2 separate regions of the Mus musculus genome follow, and region 1 is linked to region 2. The links are chromatin loops, found by intact Hi-C in ENCODE. Cell type or tissue: left cerebral cortex. All regions are shown on one strand. Region 1 overlaps Mctp1 (multiple C2 domains, transmembrane 1). Region 2 overlaps Mctp1 (multiple C2 domains, transmembrane 1).

The links. A loop is a pair of places that touch in the nucleus more often than their neighbours do. Peaks named below come from ENCODE experiments on the same cell type or tissue, not always from the same donor. Only the 100,000 strongest peaks of a DNase experiment are listed, where the experiment ranks them.
Region 1: a loop joins it to region 2, with 4 times the contacts of the local background. A loop is called at or near these places in 27 of 42 quality-filtered maps.

The regions. Positions count from the first base shown.
Region 1 is chr13:76,679,020-76,683,019 of GRCm38, forward strand. The region is part of intron 2 of Mctp1 (multiple C2 domains, transmembrane 1); the gene reads left to right. Among named protein-coding and RNA genes, the nearest start is that of Gm24519, 77 kb to the left of the region's middle. In left cerebral cortex, a CTCF peak has its summit at 2,495 (motif pointing left); a DNase peak (open chromatin) is centred at 2,420.
Region 2 is chr13:76,413,770-76,417,769 of GRCm38, forward strand. The region is part of intron 1 of Mctp1 (multiple C2 domains, transmembrane 1); the gene reads left to right. It also overlaps the pseudogene Gm18314. Among named protein-coding and RNA genes, the nearest start is that of Mctp1, 32 kb to the left of the region's middle. In left cerebral cortex, a CTCF peak has its summit at 1,760 (motif pointing right); no DNase peak of the experiment used is centred here.

The DNA.
Region 1 (4,000 bases), 270 kb after region 2:
GGAATCTTTTGTTTTGGTGAGAATGCCTAATGTGAATTTTACTTCCTTACCAAATTTCTAAGTATACACACATTTTCATCAATTATAGGCACACTACAGTATAGTATACGCAACATACTCTGATTACAAAACCCAACTTCTACTGCTCACCCTCAGGACACAGCTTCTCTGATTCACTGAGGTTATTTAATGACAACTACCTCATATTCATGAAGTGTGTGAAAACATGCTTCCAGGTTTCCTTTTAAAAAGCTTAAATAATCTAATATTACAAGTACATGCCACATTTTTTTTCCTTACTCACCTTTCAGTGCACACCTGGGTTGTATTCATGTCTTGGCTATGGCATGTAGTACTGTAGTGACCATGGGTTATTTCTTCAACTACTCATTTTCAGTTACCCCAAGTGAGTTTGCTAGGCCATATTTTTATATTGTCTCCTTCTCCCGCTTCTCTCCCTCCTCCTCCTTTCTTCCTTTTTCCACCTATTTCTTCTTTGTCGCCTCTATGTTGCTTTCCACAGTAGTGCACCCTCTTCATTCCTGCCCTCAGAGTTCTACAGTTTCAGCCAATTGTTGTTGATAGCTATCCTGAAAATTGTAATGTAGTTTTTCATTGTGCTTTAGATTTATGGTTTTCTGATGATTAATAATGTTTGAGTTGATATATAACTTCGCACATTCGTGTAAATATTTCTTATTTGGAGATATTTCTGAAGGAAGATGAAATATTGTAACTTGTTTAGGAGCCCACGGCCCCGGCCTGAGACTGAGAACAGAGCAGAACAGCCCCCAGGCATGCCAGGGCAGGGCTGTTGTTAAGGCATTCCTAAGAACATCTTGGCTGTAAAGATGAAAAGGTATTCAAGGACAAATAGGGATACATTATCTGGGTTGACACCATCTGGCTGGAACCTCCCCTCAATCCGAGGACAAGCAGGGCTATCTTGTCTGAGTCAGCACCACCTGGCTGGAACCTCCCCCGCTGTCTATTACCCCTTGGCGCCAGGTAAAGCCATACATCAACTGGTTGTTATGTGAACAAAGATAAGCCCCCAGCCCACAGGAACAAAGCCCTGATGCCCCTTCTTGCTGACCTGTAATCTTTCTGTTACTGTTTAAATGAACCAATCCCGTACCTTTGTCAAAATTCCTCGTACTACTAGCCCTTTGCTTCTTTAAAAACCCCTAGCTTCCGAGCCCCAGGGTCGACTCCCCTGCCTCCAATGTGAGGTAAGTGTCGGCCCAGAGCTCTGCCAATAAAGCCTCGTGCGTGTTACAACAAGAGAGGATTCTTGTGTTCGTGGGTGCTTCCTGTCCCTGGACTAGAGTGGGGGGTCCCCTTATTTGGGGTCCTACAATTTCTATTTAAATATTTCACTGGTTAAAAAAAATCAGATTGTTAGTGTTTGCCACCAACTGGTAGAAACTCCTTATTTCTTAAAATACTTCCTCCCTATCTGATATATATTACAAATGTCTTCTTCAATTCTGTAGGCTTTTTATTCTATTCATTGTATCTCTTATGGTACAGAAAATGGTTCAGTTTAATGTAGTTTCTCTTGCATATTTTGACTTTTATTGTCTATACTATATCCAGAACAATATTGCCAAGACCAAGATTGTAATTTTTTTATCCTCTTCCCTATACTTCTTAGTCTCAGTCTTGAGAGTCTAAGTCTTGAGTCAGTTTTGGTCCTTTTATGTATGATATAGGATAAAGCTTGACCACAAAATAGGAAGGGTCTAGTTAAGAAAAATGAAGGAGCAGTCATGAGTGGGAGGGGAATAAGAGACGGCAATTGGGGTGAACCTGTTCATAGCATTGTATACATATATGAAATTGGCAAATTTTAACATTTGTGCAAAAGAAAAGTCCCTAAATTTTAGAAAACAGTGCAGAAGCATGTCTTTATGGCCTTTGGTATTCATAAGCAACAATAATAAAGCAAAACCATTAAAGAATGTTGGCTTCTTTTCTTTTGTATGTGAACATTGAGTTTTTGTATATGGATATTGTAGTTTTCATCAGTGTTCTGGATTTTGAAAGGATGGGTATGTGTGTATACTTTTCTTTATAATGAGAAAGCATAGAAACAATTGATGTCCTTTAAAAGAAACAGTTGGATCATAGAGTTTAGAAAGAAGCACTAGGCATTCTCTAGGTCTACGCTACAATTTTTAAAGCATATATCTGTAATTTTAAAATAAGATTAATGCTTCTAAAAACAAATCCTGAAATGGAAGCTCTGACAGCAGATATAATATATGGATATAATAGGAAAGAAAGTCTGGATTTAGTCTCCATATTCTCTGCCCCTGTCATTTTGTCATCACTGTAAACTATTTTAATGAGGCTTCTGATACAGATAATAACAATCAAGCATATTTTGCTAGAAAAAGCCTGGGAACTCAGAGACATGAAGTACAGCCACACTGACTTAGTTTTGACAACAGCAGCAGACTGGACAGGAATTTGGTAAACATGACTGCCACCTTGTGGTTTAATGAAATATTACAACAAAATAGAACTTGGGCTTTAGTCATTTTTCTGAGATTTAAAACATTATTATTATTATTATTATTATTATTATTATTATTATTATTATTATTATTATTATTATATTACCTTCTTCTCCTCCTCTTCCTCCTCTACTCCCCCTTCTTCTTTTTCTTCTTTTTCCTCCTCCTCCTCCTCCTCCTCCTCCTCCTCGTCTTCTTCTTCTTCTTCTTCTTCTTCTTCTTCTTCTTCTTCTTCTTCTTCTTCTTCTTCTTCTTCTTCTTCTTCTTCTTCTTCTTCTTCCTCTTCACCATCATATCCCTACTAAGAGCTTATTGTCAATTATTGGCTTGGAAATACTTTGAATTCCAAAATGCTAGAAGACTTAATAACTGGAGATTCTGTAGAAAATAATAACTTCCCACATCCTGTAAAAATGCATTATAAGATTGAACAAGCTCTCATTTTTTCAGGAGTTATCTAATAATTATGAGTTCCAAAAGATGCATCTCAGAAAGTTAACTCCCATCCCTCCTCGTTTTGACAGCACAAATCATAAGGGGCCAAGCCTTGCAGACTAGGACGGGATGCTTTCTTCTAAAGCACCATTTTCTACATGTGCCTGACTGTAGAGCTTATCTGAAAACTATAGTAGCTCGTGATATCACTGACAATGTTTTCCTGAGTTAAGCCTTACATAGACTTCCAAACATAGATGATAAGCGCATTGTGTATGAATATTTTACTGAACTGAGCTGGAGAAAATAAGATCCCCCATTCTGCATATTGAAATCACAAGCAATGAAGGTTTAGAACTATTAATGTCTATCAATCATCTAAACACAGACTAGATTATGGTTATTACTAGGGGATGAAGAGGCGATGTTCAATGATTGCTGGGATTGTACATAGCATAATTATATGCAGCATAATTGTATATAGCATTGTAGCTAAACATGCTATTATGTATTTTTAAATACTTCAAGGAAAGGAAAGATTATTTTATATATTCTTACTACAAATAATATTAAAAGCTGTACTGGAGAAAGCTTTGGAAAAGTGATGGATATGTTATGCCCTTGAGGGCAATGGTGATGTTCTGTGTTCTGTTGAGTTTTATACATTATACATTACATTTTCAAGTATGGGATATACTTTATGTTTTTCAAACAGTTAAATATATTGGCAAATGCTAAAGTTAAAAATGCAGAGAGATAAATGTTGGGCTATCTATTTTTCCCTAGACTCTGTCATGCAGCAAATCCTGACTCTCACAGAGATCTTATCCAATGGCAGAAAAGTACACAGTAACCAAGAAGATATTCAAATTGGAAATGTGGACATGCAAATTTATCTTCCACAACACATGTAAATTGAAACTTTATTCAGATGGGACATTGAGGAAGGTAATTTTTAAATGAATTTGGAGAATCAGAAAGCATCAGTCAGGCGAAGGAAAATAAGAGATAGGAAGTTGCAGGACTTGAAGAAGGTAAGCTTG
Region 2 (4,000 bases):
ACAGCCCTCAGACATGTCCCTGTGTTGCAGCCCAGACCAGAGACCTGGTTGTCTTTTGGTGGTAACAAATTTCTGCTGATCCAGAGCCACAGACCAGGCATGGCCCCTGGTGGCAGCACAGGACAGGACTCTACCATGGTCTCAGGTGGCATCACCAGCTACTCACATCAGGCTGATCCTCACTGCCCTTGAGTCTCCAGTTCTGTTTCTCTTCGTTGTGCCTACATCCTTCTGTTCCTCTTCCATTTCTCCACCACTAACTTGCTCCTCTTAGTGGCACCTAGGATCTCTGAGTGTCTGGGATCTTCTCAGGAGTGCTCTCCAGGGTGCTACACCCATTTATGCAGTATGGTGGTGGGCCATCTCCAGCATGTTCTGCTCCCCAGGCCTGTCTAGCACCCCAGGCTAGCACAGTTCCAAAAACAGTCTATGGTTTAAAGTGCTCAGCTTTACAAAATTGACAGAATCATGCTGGGTAGTGGTGCTGAATACATTTAATCTCAGCACACTGGAGACAGAGGCTACTGGATTTCTGTGAGTTTGAAGCCAGCCTGGGCTATAGAGTGAGTTCCAGGATAGCCAGGGCTGCACAGAGAAACCCTGTCTCGAAAGAAAATGAACACAAAAACAAAAACAAAAACAACTACAAAGGAACAAACAAAATTGACAGACCTAATGACAATTTTCATTACTTCTTGTAACTCTTGTGGCAGCATCTTCATTGGCAATATTTCCCAATGAATCATACAGTGACTTCTGATAACTTTTGGTGACTCATTCAGTACCAAACGATGTCCGTATCGACATCATAGTGTAGCTGGAGTGCATCTGTGCAAACACCATGAACTTTTCCCCAAAAGATTGATCTTATACTCTTTCAGAAATATGCCAAATGTGTCAAATATATAATGTATAGTAGTTGTTGTTTCAAGAGGTTTGCAAAAACAAGATTCATCTTTAAAGTTGCCATCATTAATATACTTCACAAAAGCTAGTGACTGGGAACACTTTGCAATGTCTGTAGACTCATCAAGAAGCTGGATACTAAATATTGGAACTGGAACAGATTTCATTCCCCGGATTACCTGATCAAAAGTATCAAGACCAGTCACCTACTCTTCTGTGGACAGAGGAAGGAAGGAAGGAAGGAAGGAAGGAAGGAAGGAAGGAAGGAAGGAAGGAAGGAAGGGAATGGCATTCAAAGGTGTAAAAAATTCATCTCAGATTATAACTCAATGTCTTTGGCTTCTGACAACAGCAAATTCCAGCAATAGTGTGATGCTTCATAGCTCTGGTGATTCTGAGTGCCACCAAATATTAAGCTTCTGTGGCTTAATATGGCTGCTGTGTTGTTTGTGAGACTTGCTGACAGTGTCAAGTTTGGCTATTTTGAATCTGTCAGCTTTCTTCTAAAATTGTTGATATCCTAACCCACAGAGTTTGAATACTTGCTATGAAAATGGTGTTTTAGTTTGTGTGGCTTCATAGATTCTGCTGACAGAACTTCACAACAAATAAAACATTGAAGTTTTTCAATTCCTGTGTAGTTATTGAGGAAAAACCATATTGTAAAAATACTCACTATATATTTTTTAATAATGTTCTCTACACAGTCCATTATCATGGGATTGTTTTCTAATGAAAATAATATAGAAAAGAATAACTTTAATAATACAAAAGATAATACATGGCATAGTTCAGTCAACACAGTCTATTAAACTTTCCTAAGATTTATCATTCTATTTCAGATATACCTGTTATTATCACAAGGGGGCAGTATTAACATCAGCCACAGTTGAATATAAAAAAGACCATTCAGCACCCAGATTGAGTTCTTATGGTGTACACACACACACACACACACACACACACACACACACAATTTTTTGCAGTACTTGATGACTTTACAATACATGATTTTCCATTTACCCAATAATTATAATTTATGACTTCTTATTTTTACATCCAATACTGCTGCTAATCTTCTACACGTGTGACTGATCCACATAAGGACATTATGACTCCAACCTGTGTATTTGTTTGGGATATATGTAATGGGTTTGGCATGACATCATCATGCCAGGTACTCATATGTGTGTATATCTCCTAGAGACAGATAGTGGAGAAGTGCCTCAATTCCTAAGCTCATCAAAAATATATGTTTTCCTATGGTCTTAGGTGACTCCCATGAAAGGGTCATTTGGGCCCCCAAGAAGTTATGACACATGGGTTGAAAGTGCTGTTTCTTGGATGCAGGAAAACGATGAATCTTTTTTTTCAGATCCATTGTTTGTGTCTTTCTATTGGGGAATTAGGACACTTAACATTGAGTTATTTATAAACAATGTTTATTGACACCTTTTATGTTGTGGTGGTGGTATTAGTATTTTGTACCTCTTTTGATGTACTATTCTGGGATTTTTTATTCCTTGTGTGATCGATAATTTTGCTAGGTTTTGGGCTGGTATCTGTCATTTCTCAGAGCTTACAGAACATTTGCTCTGGGCTTTCATCTGACATTTTGGCTTTCAAAGTCAATACAGGTGTTATTCTAATGGACCTGTGTGACTAGGTGTTTTTAGGCTGTAGCTTTTTATAGCTTTCTTTGTTCTGCACATTTAATGTTTGATTATTATGTGTTATGGGAATTTTTGTTTCTGGTCCTATCTTTTTGGTGTCCTCTATATTTCTTAAACCTTGATAGATATCACTTTTTTTAGATTGGGGAAATTTCTGCTATGGTTTTGTTAAAGTATTTTCTGGGCCTTTGACCTGGGTTCTTCTCCTTCCTCTATACCTATGATACATAGGTTTGCTCTTTGTATAGTGCCCACATTTCCCGGATGTGTCATGCATGGAGTTTTTGAGGGGTTTGCTTGTTTGTTTTAACATTTTCTTGAGCTGTCCATTGCTTCTAACTTGTCTTCAAGATTCGACTTTGTCTCTGCCCTGTCTTTGGCTCTGTGAGGCTAATCTCTTAGGTTTTGGTTTAGCATACTAAGACTTTCATTTCTAATTTTTTTGTAGTTTGGGTTTTATTAGTGATTCTATTTCTTTGTTAAATTTTACTTACTGCCTTGAAATATTTTCTTTATTTTTTTTCAGCACTTTGTGTTTTGACAGTCTTCATTAAGGCATTTTTTTCATATCCTCTCTAAGGTCCTTGAACATATTCATAAATGCTGTTTTGAAGTCCTTGTTCCACGCTTGTTAAACTGCTTTTCTCAGGGCCTGTCATAATACAGTTGCTATCTTCTGGAGAGGCACATTGTCTTGACTGCTCATTATTGTGTTTGGGGCTGCGATCTAGGCATCTGGAGTTATCATGTGTGAAGTGTTTCTTGGTACAAATATCTGACCTTGTCTTTGTTGCATGAATGTTTCACTCTTTGCTATTGTCCAGAGTGGATCCTCAAAGAGTATGGAGTCTGTAGGGCTCCTGGTACAGTGTTCCTGCAGGGAGGTGGGTGATACAAAGGCATGGAGATGGGCTAGGAGGAAAGACTTAGTGGCACAGAGAGAATGGGGTGAGGGTGGGGGGCCTTGGCTGAACCAGGAGGTGGAATCCCCATGGAGGGGTGGAGGAGGGGCTCCTGTAGGTAGCTGCAGCATGCTTCATCACAGAACTTTATTGGTCACAATCCTTTTATCATTTAAACTTTTCCTTATTTGAAATGTTTAGTTAACATCTTCTTTCCAGCTGTCAGCCCCTGAGGGGAAGCAGGTTTCCCTGCTGTCTGATCCTCATCTATGATACTTTCATCTACATGCATTTGCATTTTCTCAGTTGAGATTTCCTCTTCTAAAAGGACTCTGAATTATATCAAGATGACATAAAATTAGCCAGCACAGATTTCTTTGGGTTTTTGTCTTCTTAGCCTTGTTTCTAAAACGTTTGGTATGTCAGGGCCTAGTAAATATATTCACTAACAACTCTAAATATGTAAAGTGGGCAGAACAGGAATGAGGAATAGCTAAATGTAAGGAGAGTGGCAGAGAG